2 separate regions of the Homo sapiens genome follow, and region 1 is linked to region 2. The links are chromatin loops, found by intact Hi-C in ENCODE. Cell type or tissue: endothelial cell of umbilical vein. All regions are shown on one strand. Links, peaks and the distances in the headings refer to the core of each region. The heading gives the core; the rest is flanking DNA.

Region 1 (6,382 bases), core at 553-3,052, 420 kb before region 2:
TGGAAACAACTGTAAAATTATACTATTATTTCTTAAAGTATGCTAGAATTTGCTTCAGGCATCCAAAAGTAAAGCTAAAGTATGTAGTTTTCAGTATTTACTGTACGCAAATTCAAATAGGATTTGTTTTTGAGATTTGATTTTCTCTTTTTATTTAAAATTCTTATTGGCATTATTATCTTTCCTGAATAAATTTTTTGTTGTTGTTTTTAGAATAAATTATGTAATTACATAGTTGAAAGTTATGAAATAACTTTTTGATTTCCTTTTGCTTTCCCCTGCTCCCAGAAAAGTTTTAAATGATCATTTTCTAGGAGGTAGACAAAATTTTCTTTATAGTATCATTGATTGCAGTTAACCTTATGTTTGTTATATTTGTTGTTGAGGAAAGGTTGAGATCAGTGAAAAGTGAAACAGTGTTTTCCTTTGGGAGAATAAAAGTTTTTTTCAAATAGACATATTCAAGTACTTCCTTATAGTAACTCATGTAAATGTAAATTTTTTCCAAGTTACTTCTCTCAGTTTTTGGAGGAACATGGTCCCTTGGACATGAGTAACAAGATGTTCTCTGCAGAATATGAGTTTTTCCCAGAAGAAACTCGACAGATACTAGAAAAAGCAGGAGGTTTAAAACCTTTTCTCTTGGGATGCCCTCGTTTTGTTGTGATTGACAACTGTATTGCACTGAAGAAGGTTGCATCACGGCTCAAGAAAAAAAGGAAGAAGAAAAACATTAAAACAAAAGTAGAAGAAATTTCAAAAGCAGGGGAGTATGTACGAGTTAAACTACAACTGAATCCAGCTGCTAGGGAATTTAAACCAGATGTAAAGTCTAAACCAGTGTCAGATTCATCTTCAGCACCAGCTTTTGAAAATGTGAAACCCAAACCTGTGTCTGCAAATTCTCCCAAGCCAGCTTGTGAAGATGTGAAGGCCAAACCAGTATCCGACAATTCTTCTAGACAAGTTTCTGAGGATGGGCAACCCAAAGGGGTCTCTTCTAATTCTCCTAAACCAGGCTCTGAGGATGCAAATTACAAGCGAGTCTCCTGTAATTCCCCCAAACCGGTTCTTGAGGATGTGAAACCAACTTATTGGGCTCAATCCCATTTGGTCACAGGATACTGTACGTATCTTCCTTTCCAGAGATTTGATATCACCCAGACACCGCCAGCATACATAAACGTGTTACCAGGTTTGCCCCAGTACACCAGCATATATACACCCTTGGCCAGCCTTTCTCCTGAATATCAGCTACCAAGATCAGTACCAGTGGTGCCGTCTTTTGTAGCCAATGACAGAGCAGATAAAAATGCTGCTGCCTATTTTGAGGGTCATCATTTGAATGCTGAGAATGTTGCTGGTCACCAGATTGCCTCTGAAACACAGATCCTTGAGGGCTCTTTGGGAATATCTGTAAAGTCACACTGCAGCACAGGTGATGCTCATACAGTCCTGAGTGAGTCTAACAGAAATGATGAGCACTGTGGAAATTCTAACAACAAATGTGAAGTAATTCCAGAAAGCACCAGTGCAGTAACAAACATTCCACACGTGCAGATGGTTGCCATACAGGTAAGAGTTAAATAGAAAAGTCTTCTTAATACTGAAGTTAAATTTTCCTTTTCATTTTTCATTGCCGTTATATTTGCAAGAATCCTTAAAGTTGATTGACTTTATAATGATTACTGAAGCTTTTGCCTGAAAATACTTTTAAAATATGAACTCTTTTGTGAGGCATGACAGGTAATCTTCTCAGAAAGAAGCTTGGGTCCAATAAACAATACCCATCTTTGCTACTGAAATTCTACACAGATTGAGAAATAAGACAGCAGGTGGAGCCAAAACGTCATCCTAAGAATTAATAAAGGTGCTGGAGGAGAAGGTGGCTGTTTGTAGGAAAGTTCAAGTGCTAGCTGGAAGTGTAGCCTGCATCACAGTGCCTTACCTGCCAGTTACAGGAGGGCCCACCTGGAGGCCTTCCAGCGTGGGGTGCCTGCCCCATAGGACTTAGCGCATGAAGGAGGAAGGGAAAATGTGCTGGCAGCTCCTCAGAAAGAGAAGGAAAAAGGAAGACTCTGACCTACACAGGCCCAGCTTCTCCTGTCAAACCAGGGGAGGAATGAGAATGTTAAAAAGAGACAGCCAGGTAGAAACAAGAGGGATGTGTATGAGTTCTTTCCTAACAAGGAAGAGATGAAATCAAGATTCTCCTATGGTTGCCTTTATAGGGTATGAATTCATTAAATCCTTATTGAATTGCCCCACTCATTATGTTTTCTAGGAAGCTTTGAAAAAAATAGGTTAAGAGCAATGGATCATAATCATTTCCAGATATGCTAATTCTAAATAACTTTCCTAATATACATGTTTACGGAAAGCATGGAACATGATCTAAATGGGAAAAAAAACTTGAAAAAATTGTGGGTGTGTTTTAAAGTGTTACTACTTGATGGGCTTATTTTACTAGAGCGATTGAGATAAAGTGAATTTTATTTTTTGTTTTGCCCACAGGTATCTTGGAACATAATACACCAAGAAGTCAATACTGAGCCATATAATCCTTTTGAGGAACGACAAGTGAGTCAAAATTACATTAAACTGTTTAAAGGTTTAGTTTTCATTAATTTATCTAGATGGAATGATGAACTAGAACTATTTTGGAGTCAGCTTATTCCACACAAAGTTATCATGGAATAAGCTTGAGAACATAACAAAAAAATGATTTTGTTTTTATTGTTGAAATTTGAGAAGGGAAGGAAAAGGTAATTTTTTTCCAGCATACTTATTTCAAATTATAACAGCGTTATTGTTTTATTTTATTATTTTTAAAATTTTATTTATTTTTATTTTAATTATTTTTGAGACACGGTCTCACTGTCATCCAGGCTGGCCAGCTTTATTGTTTTAACTGGTATAATGAGCATATAATAATTTATAAGTAAGCTTATTCATGCGAATAATACAGAAAGATAAAGACCTTCTCTACTATAATAATGATTCAATTAGAAAACCTACTAATATAATTTAGTTCGTTAATATGCATCATAAGAGAAAAGTTGTCTTATCAACTCAAAGTTGCTGTAAAGGTATTGGATAAAATTCAGGTCACTGTCTTGACCAAAACTAGTAAGAAAATGGGAATTGATGAATATTTCTCAACATGCTAATATTTTAAGCCAAAAGCCATCATCTTGCTTAATGGTAAAACATCACCATTAATATTTATTGTTATCCTGGGTATATTAACTGAGAAAGCAGATATGAGAAAGAAAGAAGATAGAAAAGAGGAGATGTGAGTATCATTATTTACAGAGGCTAGGGCTGTGTACCAGGAAAATCCAAAATGATCAACTGAAAACCTACACTAACCTATATAAACCTATACTTGTATATAAAAATATATATAAACAATTACCTGTTAGAAAGTATGTTGAAAGAAAATATTTTCAATACCAAAAAAGAGATAAAATACTTAAATGTATATAAAGAAAAATTTTTAAATGCTATGGAGAGACACATAGAAGCCTTAAATGAAAAGATATTTCATGTACTTGGATAAGAACACATATTATGATAATGAGATTGGTTCTCCCTAAAGCTTTTTAAAATTTAACACAATCCCAGTATATACATGAACAGGGCAAATTAGTTATGTATATTGCTGTATATATAACAAACAACCTCAAAAGCTAGTGGCTTAAAACAGTAAAATATTTCACAATTGTGAAATCTCACAATTTCGCTAAGTCAGGCATTCAGGAGCAGTTTAGTTGGATGCTTCTGGAGATTCTCATGTAGCTAGCCAAGATGTTGACCAGGGCTTGGTCATCTGCGGGAGTAACTGGGCCCAGAGGTTCTACTTCCAAGATAGCTCACTCACATGGCTGGCAAGCGGATGTTGGCAGTTGTCAGGAAGCTTCAGTTCCTTGCCTTGTGGACCTCCACCTAGCCCTGCTTGACCTCATGGGGCTGGCTTTTCCCAGAGTGTGTGATACCAGGCAGAAGCGGCAGTGCTTTAGGAAGTCACAAATTATCACTTCTGCGCATTCTCTTGGTCACATAGATCAATCCACCAACCCTGATACATGGTAGGAGAGGTCTATACAAGGCTGTGACTAACAAGAGGCCTGGTTACTGCACAGGATTAATTTGAAACTAGACAAATTGATTTTAAACTTCATATGTAAAAATGAACATCAAGAATGGGTATGGAAGAGAAACTAAGAAAAGGAGTTGTGCAACTAAATATCAAAACACAATATAAATCTATCTATATTACCACATACATAGACCATTAATATGAGAGTGCCTGGCCAACATGTTGAAACCCCGTCTCTACTAAAAATACAAAAATTAGCCAGGTGTGGTAGCTTACCTGTAATCCCAGCTACTTGGGAGGCTGAGGTAGGAGAATTGCTTGAACCTGGGAGGCGGAGGTTGCAGTGAGCCAAGATCACGCCAGTGTACTCCAGCCTGGGCGACAGAGTGAGACTCCATCTCAGTCAGTCAATCAAGATGGTAGATTGGCTGGGTGTGGTGGCTCATGCCTGTAATCCCAGCACTTTGGGAGGCTGAGGTGGGTGGATCACGAGGTTAGGAGTTTGAGACCAGCTGGCCAACATAGTAAACCCCATCTCTACTAAAATTAAAAAAAATTAGCTGGCCGTGGTGGTGGACACCTGTAACCCCAGCTACTTGGGAGGCTGAGGCAGGAGAATCGCTTGAACCCAGGAGGCACAGGTTGCAGTGAGCCAAGATTGCGCCACTGCACTCTAGCCCGGGCGACAGTGCGAGACTCTGTCTCAAAAAAAAAAAAACAAAAAACAAAACCGAAGATGGCAAATTATCAGTGAGCAAAAACTGGATTATTAAATACATAGGAGAAATGGATTGCCATCTAGAAAAAATCAATCTTGGTCCCTACCTCATTCCTTATACCAAAATAAGTTCCAGGCAGATTAAAGATTTTAGCATAAAAAATGGACCTATAAAAGTATCCAGGAAAAAAACGGGAAAAATTTTTTGTAAGATCAGTAAACAGCATGGGAAAAAAGAATGTTTATATTCATATACACATGCATGTAATGTGTATATCCTATATGCATAGCATATGTATGACAACAAATACATACACATACACATATCAAAACACAGGAGAGAAACAAGGAAAATTATGTGCAGTGTGAAACAGATAGAGAACTAATTTCCTTAACAACAAAGTTTCTATAAATCAGTAAGGAAAAGATCAACAATCTGTCACAAAGATGAGAATGGATGTGAATAGACAATTCACAATGAAAGAAATACAGATGATTTTTAAACATATAAACAGATGCCCACCCCACTTGAAATAGGAAAAGCAATCATTCACATTTTGAAAGATAGTGAAACTGAAATTTCTGGGAAGGCAGTTAGGAATCGATCTGCACTCATATATGTATAGAGAGACCAGTGAGCCAAGGGGATTTGTATGTTTGTTTTGTCTGTATTTGAATCAGCAGAAAATTGAATACAATCTAAACCTCCATCAATAGCGGACTAGTTAAATTATGATATACCTATAAAATGAAATATCATGCTGTCATTTAAAAAGCAGTTCTATAGTTAGATATGGAATGTTTGACAAGATCAATGTCTAGTTAAGTAGGAAGAAGGTCAGAGCTTGTGTTTCCTGCTGCTATTTGTACAAATAGTGTTTAGTTTTTGCTAATGATAAAATAATATATAGAGTTCTTAAATTTTTTAAATGAATAATACCAAAAATTATGAAAGAGAAATTGAAAATCATCTACCTTCCCATCACTCATGTTAATATTTTGATGTGTAGCCTTCCAGGATGTTTGAACATTTACATATAATTAAACAATAGTTTTTAAAAGATGGGATCACAGCATATATATTTTATTTGAAATTTGCAGGCTTCAATTAATATATTGTAGACTTGTTTCCATATCAGTAAATACGATTTATAGCATCATTTTAAATGGATACTTGGTTTTCCATTTTATTAATGTGTGATCATTTATTTGACCAATTTCTTGTTGTTGAACATTTAGATTGTATCAGCTTTTTATGCTTACAGGCAGTCTTATAGTGAACATTTTGGCCTGTTTACTGTTGTTGAAGTCTTATGCTGTGCTTAGCTTTAAACCAGGTAGGCTCTGTTGTTTAATGAGTCAGTGCTTTTGACCATCAAATGAATGTTTTTATCAGTGATGGGAATGTTCACAAATGCTTTCTTAAATTAGCTGTTAGTTTTAGGACCTTGATGCTAGTATAGGTGATTGCTGGCTTCTCAACCAGTGAGAATTGCATTTGAATCCCAGCATTGCTACTTTCTCCTGGGACTTTGAGAAGTTGCATCACTTGGTTCTCTGAT
Region 2 (8,113 bases), core at 2,916-5,415:
GTAATTGTGAAGCACATACATTTATCCTGTTAAACCCAAACTAAACTTAATCCCACCCCTGAGCCAGAACACAAAAATCACGGCAGCCACTCCAGTTCCACCAGTCATGAGGGGAAGTGTGATAGAGGGAAACTGAAGTAGGTGGAGACAGTGGTCTAATTCTTGAATCTGTGTATTGATGTCATTCATCAGTTTTGGGAAAAAATTTCAGCTAGCATCACTGCAAATATTTATTCTGACCTATTTTGTCTCTCTTCTTCTCTGGGACTTCAATTACATGTGTATTAGACCATTTGGTATTACCTTACATTTCTCTCACCCTCTGCTTTTTAAAAAATACTTTTTTCTTTCTATGCTTCAATTTAGAGAATTTCTACTGAGAATTTCAAGTTTACCAAAGCTTTATTTTGTTCATTCTGCTATTAAGCCCGCCCACTGAATTCTCTACGTTGGTATTGTGTTTTTTAGTTCTACAATTTCCATTTGGTTCTTTTTTGGGGTTTTGATTTCTTTGCTAAAATTCTTTATATTTTCACCCATTTTGCCCATATTTCCCTCTAAAAATGTCACCATATGTATTAATTAGTTTAAAATCTTTAGTTGCTAATGCCAACTCTGGGTCATCTGTGGGCCTGTTTCTACTGACTGCTTTTTCTTTTGATTATGGGTCATACTTCCCAGTTTATATGCATGGCTTGTAGTTTTTGTTTTTTTTTTTTTTGAGGGAGTCTCACTGTCACCAGGCTGGAGTAAAGTGGTGCAATCTCAGCTCACTGCAACCTCTGCCTGCCAGGTTCAAGTGATTCTCCTGCCTCAGCCTCCCGAGTAGCTGGGACTATAGGCACAGCCCACAATGCCCAGCTAATTTTTGTGTTTTTAGTGGAGACAGGGTTTCACCGTGATGGCCAGGATGGTCTTGATCTCTTGACCTTGTGATCCCCCTGCCTTGGCCTTCCAAAGTGCTGAGATTACAGGCGTGAGCCACCATGCCCAGCTGGCTTGTAGTTTTTTTATTGAATGCTGCAGTTTATGTATACCATAGCAGTGGAGACTGAAAGAAGGTACTAATTTTTCTAGGAAGTGCTTGCCCTTTTGTGTGTCAGGTATCTTGGATTAGGATCTGATCTCTTCAATCTAATAATTAGTTGAGCTGAATTAGAGTTGAGGTTGCCACTCCAGTTGATTTAGTTCACCTCTGGTTTCAAATATCTTGAGTGTGAGATCACCCTCTCTCCAGGAAGGCTATGAAATCTAAGCACCATGACACCACAACATTTCTCTCTGCTTTTCTGTGTCATCTCCTGACTTCTTGGACACCATTTATTCAATAAATTTCTATGAGAGAGAGTTGGAAGACGGACAGAGATGTCCAATGCTGTATTTGGGATTCCTCCAGGTTCAAGTCTAACACTAGCTGTAAAATTTCCAGTTAGTTTCTCCTTATTCCCCCAAATTTTATTTGCCTGTAGCAGACTTGATTTTCTGTCCATCTACAACCCCATGCTTGACAACTTACCACAGGAATGGAAGGGACCAGTTTTCTCACCTGACATGGGCTCATCCATCTCTGGAATTTAGTTTATTTGGATTTCGAATCTATAGGTTTTAAATAGTTTTAAAGAAAAAGACAATTTAATAGCTTACCAGTGCTTTATCCTTGCTCTGCTGGAGTGGTGGTCTTTTGTGATTTTTTACATCCTAACCAGAAGTTGAAACACTTAATATCTTTTTAATTTTGTAAAATCTCCTTTTTTTTCATTTTTGCATTTTACATTTCTTTTAAGGCATTATTTGTTTTGTTTATTGGCTCTGATGTCCCTTCTAATTTAGTTTTTATTTCTGAAAAATTTCCTTTATACTTCTAATTCTGTTTTGTGTTCTGTCATCTTCATCTGTCTTTCAAATCTTATATTTCTAAATGTTTCTAATTATGATTTAAATGATACTTTAAGATACTTTAATGACACCTATCATTTTCCTAGTTCTTTTTACCTCATTTCAAATATTAGGTTACATTTTCATCTTCATTGAATGTGTACCTCTCTGTTGTATTTTCATTGTCTGTAGGGCCAATATTATTGTTGTTATTAATATGTTATTATTCTGCTTTCTCTTATCATAACTTTATATTAGATTTGGCTATCATCCATTTTATTGCTTTTTTTAAAGTGAAACAAGTTTTTCTTTGTTCATAGGATGAGGCATAGGTCAAGACAGGTTTTCAAACTTCATGGGTCTACATTCCCTCTTCTGTTGTTTTTCCAAAATGATTTCAAAAATACTGCCTGTGTTTTCTGAGATCTGACATTCTGATCCCCATTCTGCATTTTCTTCTAAGTCATTTCTCTTATCTGGGCATTTTGTTTGCTAGCTTTGAAGACTTATAGACTGCTTCACTGTGGTCAGAATAGTATTGTGGTCTCCTTTACCCACTCAGGAACTGAACCCGGTAGAGTCATCTCCCAACCTGCCACTCTCGGATTGGAGCTCTGTGCTTTCAGTGAACACAGGTCAGCAGTGTTGTTTTTTCCTGTCCTCTGGACTGTTGGAATCCCAGTTGACTTCCCCAACTTGCCAGTTGTTTCCCTTTACACAGATCCTCATACCACGTGGGTCCTGCAGCTGTTGGTGGTTTGTGCCACACACTCTTACTGTGAGATTCTTTGGGATTCCTGGTCATTGATTTTGTTGTAGAAGTACAAAGTCTTTGATTTTGATATGCTAGTTATTCAGTCTGTTTTTATAAGGAAATTTGAGGAGATTAAATTATTAAACCCTATAATCTCCCCAGAATCCTTGTCATAATTATGTTCAAAAGACTATAAAAGAAAAAAATAGTTTACTAATTATCCACCTCTGGTGCCAGTCAACTGAGATATTTCTGGAAAGGATGGTTCTCTCTCAGTTTGATGGCTAGACAAGGTCATACACACCATCTATGGCTGTTTGCAAAGACCCCCCAAAAGCCTGATCTGGTTCCTTGACACCTTGAATTTTCTCTGTCAAGGGCTGAACTGTGTCCCCCAAAAGTCATCTGTTGAAGTCCTAACCCCCAGTACCTCAGAATGTGACTGGATTTGGAGATAGGACTTTTAAGGAGGTGACTGAGGTTAAATGAGGTCACAGGAATGGGTTCTAATTTAAACTGACTGGCATCTTTGTAAGGAGAGGAGGTTAGGACACAAACAGACACAAAAGGAAGACCCTGTGTAGACTCAGGAGAAGACGCCATCTGCAAGCCAAGGAGAAGGGCTTCAGACTGAAATGAAATGAAACCCCCACTACAGACACCTTGATCTTGGACTTCCAGCCTCCAGAACTGTGAGAAAATAAATGTCTGGGCCGGGTGCAGTGGCTCATGCCTGTAATCCCAGCACATTGGGAGGCTGAGGTGGGCAGATCACAAGGTCAAGAGATCAAGGCCATCCTGGCTAACATGGTGAAACCCAGTCTCTACTAAAAATACAAAAATTAGCTGGGCATGGTGGCGGGCACCTGTAGTCCCAGCTACTAGGGAGGCTGAGGCAGGAGAATGGCGTGAACCCGGGAGGTGGAGCTTGCAGTGAGCTGAGATCGTGCCACTGCACTCCAGCCTGGGTGACAGAGCGAGACTCCGAGACTCCGTCTCAAAAAAAAACAAAAAACAAAAACAAAAAACACATTTTGTGGAAAGAACAAGAAAGAATAAGGTAGAGTGATTTTTATTTTATTTTTTCTGTTATTTTGGCACAGGCACGACAAAGACCAGGAAGTGATTGGTCTTTTATCTGTTTTCTTATCTGTTTCTATTATGGCTGTACCTGAAAGTGTTTAAATTATACCAAATATTTTCTTGCTCTCTCTCTCTGTGTCTCTCTGAGTTTTACTCCAAAGGTTTTCTGGAGAGGGCACGCGGTGGAAACCAGACTTTGTTGGCGGAAAGAGATGGTTCAAACCTTTTGTCTGCTGCTTGCTCACTGGACGTTGGGCGAGGCATCTTACATGTTTGAGCCACTGCTTCCTCATTTGTAACTGGGAAATGATGCCCTCTCAACGGATAGACATGAGCGTTATATGAGATAAAGCTGTAATTTGCTTCCTGGCCCATAACAGACCCCAAATAAATGCTATTTTCCATTTCTTCTCTTCCTTCTCCCAACCCATAGTTAGCCAGAAAAAAACCAGTTATGAACCAAAGAAAATTCCAGTTCACTGAATCCCTGTTTACATTTATGTAAATTAGAAGCATAAATGTAAATTACATTTATGTGCACTGCACTCCCAAATCAGTGTCCTCAGCAGGAGTTCAAAGAGGTGCTGCTCCCAGACTCAGGAAGTGCACCACTAGGCCGGTCCATGGACAGTCTTCTGAGCATGGGCCCCTCTCAGAAACAGAGGCTGTTTCAAGAATTCTATAGACATTGCATTTATTGGGCAACTGGCAAGCTGATGTCCCACCTAGTGGTCAGTGGGAGGTAGCCCATTTCAAGAAGAGATGAGAAGACCTTTCATAATATCTTCTGCTGGGCAGAGCCTGAAGAACTGTGTCAGCTCACCCCATTCTCTCCATTTACAGAGGCCTGGGCACGTACAGCACAAGCGTGAGGCATGACAGGTGCAGCGTGCAACGTCCTCTGGCAATGAGGGTGGGGCTGGTGAGAGTCACTCTCCTGGAGAGAGAGAGAAAGTCCTGAGATTAAGAGGCATACCTTTGAATGGTTTCCCTAAAATATAAAATATTTCAAATACACAGAAAAGTTTATAACACACAACACATTCCCCACCCAACTCTCTTGAGTGCTAACATTTTGTCACACTTGCTTTCTGTTTTATTAAGAAGCAAAACAATACATATGCCGTCAAATCTCCTAAAATACCCTTCCACGACCCTTTCTCTTCCCTGTCTTTCACCCAGTGGTAACCATCAGCTCCAATTTTGTGTGTACCTTTAATGGCATTCAAAAATTCCACTAACATCCCATGTGTGAATCCATTTTTTACATGTTTTCAAAATTTATTTTATTGATGACATGCTGTATGTATTTTTTCTATTATGAATAATGCAATGAACTTTCTTGTGCCATTTTCCCTATGGAACTTCTGCAAAAGTTTCTCTATTATTTTTTTACATGTGGAACTGCTGGATCAAAGAGCAAATGTTTTCTTTCCAGAGGTATTGTACCAAATTACCCTTCAAATCTCCAGAGGTAAGAAGACCTCATGCTCTATATTTGCACTTATGTTGAGATTGTTAGTCTTCTTAATATTTTCCATTTGATGGTTATGAAATGACATTTCATACTGTTTTGATTCATAGTTTCTTATTTAGTAGCTATATTGAACATCTTTTTATGTTTCTTGGCCTTGTATTTTTTTTCTCTTCTGAATGGTCTGTTGATATCTTTTGCCTTTTATTTTTAGTTTTCAGACAGGGTCTCGTTCTGTCATTCAGGCTGGAGTGCAGTGGCGGGATCACAGCTCACTGTAAACTTTGTCTCCCAGGTTCAAGCAATCCTGCCTCCTCAGCCTCCTGAGTAGCTGGGACTACAGGTGCACGCCACCATGGCTGGCTAATTTTTGTGTTTTTTGTAGAGACAGAGTTTTGCCATGTTGCCCAGGCTGGTCCCGAATTCCTGAGCTCAAGTGATCCTCCCACTGTGGGCCTCCCAAAGTGCCAGGCATGAGCCACTGTGCCTGGCCCCTTTTATTTTTTAGTTGGACTTTTTTCCTTACTGATTCTCAGGGTTGCCTTATATATTCCTAATAGGAATCCCCATTTTCGGTTATATGCTTTGCAAATATCTTCTCCCATCTGTATCTTATCTTTTTTATAAGTAAAAAGTTTAAAATAGAGTTATATACATTCATAAAAATGCACAAATCATAAATGTAGAGCTCAATGAATTGTTACACCCATGTAACCATCCAGATCCAAGAATTGGAATACAACTTGCCCTACTTCCTGACCATTCTAGCACCTGCCACACTCCCAAGATAAGCACCGTGCAGATTTCTGAGTAACTTTGTGTTGTTTTGAACTTTATATGATGAAGTCGCACACCATATACTCTTTGGTTTTTGTTTTTTTTCACTTGATTATAAAGTTGCAAGATTCGCTTATAATGTTGCGTGCAGCAGTCATTGTTTATTTCCCATTTCTATTTAGTATTTCAATGTATGTATCTACCTACTTTCATATGAATCCATTTGAGTGTTAAAAATGTTTGGGTAGGATGGACGTGGTGGCTTATGCCTGTAATCCCAGCACTTTGGAAGGCCAAGGCAGGCAGATCACTAGAGGTCAGAAGTTCGAGACCAGCCTGGCCAATATGGTGAAACCCCATCTCTACTAAAAATACAAAAATTAGCTGGGCATAGTGGCACATGCCTGTACTCCCAGCACTTTGGGAGGCTGAGGCAGGAGAATCGCTTGAACCCAGGAATCGGAGGTTGCAGTGAGCCGAGATGGTGCCATCACATTCCAGTCTGGGCATCGCAGCGAGACTCTGTCTCAACAACAAACAACAGCAGCAGCAACAACAACAACAACAAGTGTCTGGGTAATTTCCATGTTTGAACAATTATGAATAAAGCTGCTGTGAACATTCTGGTACATGCCTTTTGGTGCGCACAGAGCGAAAGTGCGAGGTCATAGGGCCCACGCGTCCAGCGTTTGTAAAGTCTGCCTGTAATGATGCTGCGAGTGCTGAAGACCCTTCCATTTTCGACCTGTCAGGATGTTAGCTGCTGCTGGGAGCTGCCTGGCCAAATGCTATCCTCTTAGCCCAGTGACAGTCCTGATTTAATGACTAGGAGATGTGGGGATAAAACAGCCCAGCCCCACAGGTTAATGCTGGACGTCTCTGAAGGACCATCCCAGCTTCAGAACTTCCTGAAGGATCACCTGAAGTCTCCATTTCAAAGTTGAACAGAAGCAGTCAGGACAAATACAATTTTCCCTTCTTACCAGTGTAAGGGGGAAAGCAACCTTGTATTTCTGGAATCAACTCCATTGGTCATGATGTATTTTTTATATTTCCCTTGTTATTATTGGTAGTATTTTAAAAAAGATGTTTGGACCTAACTGCATGAGGGATATTGGACTATCATTTTCTTCTCTTATCTTCTCTTGCCATAAAATGAGTAGGGAAGAGTTTCCTCCTACTATATTTCTGAAAGAGATTGGTATTTTTATTTCTATTTGATAGACTTTACTGGTGGAACCATCTGGGATGAGTAATTTCTTTGTGAGAAAATTTTAAAATTACAAAATTCAATTTCTCACTATATATATATATGTAGATGCGATTTCTCCTAGGTTTATAATTTGTGTCTCACAAGGAATTTGTTCATTTCATCTAAATTGTCACATGTATTGGCATAAAGTTGTTTATAATATAACTTTATTAATTTTTTACTATTTGTAGGTACTATAGTAATGAGCCCTCTTTATTCCTGATATTGATAATCTGTGTGTTGTCTCTTCAGTTTTTTTTTTTCTTAATCAGTCTATTTAGAAGTTTATCAATCAACCAGCTTTTGATTTCCTGTAAGTTTTCCTATTATTTGTCCACTTCCAATTTCACTGATTTCAGCTCTTTACTGTTTCCTTCATTCTTTTGATTTTGATATTATATTACTCCTCTTTTTTCTTCTAATTTCTTTAGGTTGATACTTAGATAACTGATGTTAGACTTTTCCTGTTTTTCAATAAAGAATACATTTCTGACTACATGGCAGCATCCCACATATTTTGATATTATATTTTCATTCACTCGCATTGAAATATTTCTAATTTCCTTTGTGATCTCTTCTTTGACCGATGAATTACTTAGAAATGTACTACTTAATTTCCAAACATTTGTGGATTTTCTAGATATCTCTTTTAGTGGCTTGTATTTTAACTTCATTGTAGTTAGGGTACATACTTGGTATGATATAAATCCTTTAAAATTTATTGAAACTGTTTCTGACACTGGATATGGTCTATAGTGAATGTTCCGTGTACACTTTTTACAAGATCTCTCTTAAATAAAATGCAAAGCTATAAAATTTCTAGAAGAAAATTTGCATAACCTTAGGTCTATTGATGAGATTTTACATATACAACACTAAATGCATGATCCATTTAAAA

Evidence for each region. A loop is a pair of places that touch in the nucleus more often than their neighbours do. Peaks named below come from ENCODE experiments on the same cell type or tissue, not always from the same donor. Only the 100,000 strongest peaks of a DNase experiment are listed, where the experiment ranks them.
Region 1: a loop joins it to region 2, with 7 times the contacts of the local background. A loop is called at or near these places in 9 of 110 quality-filtered maps.

The regions. Positions count from the first base shown.
Region 1 is chr21:37,165,041-37,171,422 of GRCh38, forward strand. It overlaps TTC3 (tetratricopeptide repeat domain 3), which reads left to right. Exons shown (of 46, transcript NM_001330683.2): 33 at 510-1,575; 34 at 2,515-2,580. Among named protein-coding and RNA genes, the nearest start is that of TTC3-AS1, 26 kb to the right of the region's middle. In endothelial cell of umbilical vein, for the core only: no CTCF peak of the experiment used is centred there; a DNase peak (open chromatin) is centred at 1,841.
Region 2 is chr21:37,578,326-37,586,438 of GRCh38, forward strand. The region is part of intron 1 of KCNJ6-AS1 (KCNJ6 antisense RNA 1); the gene reads left to right. Among named protein-coding and RNA genes, the nearest start is that of KCNJ6-AS1, 64 kb to the left of the region's middle. In endothelial cell of umbilical vein, for the core only: a CTCF peak has its summit at 4,445 (motif pointing left); a DNase peak (open chromatin) is centred at 4,406; H3K27ac peaks cover 255 bases.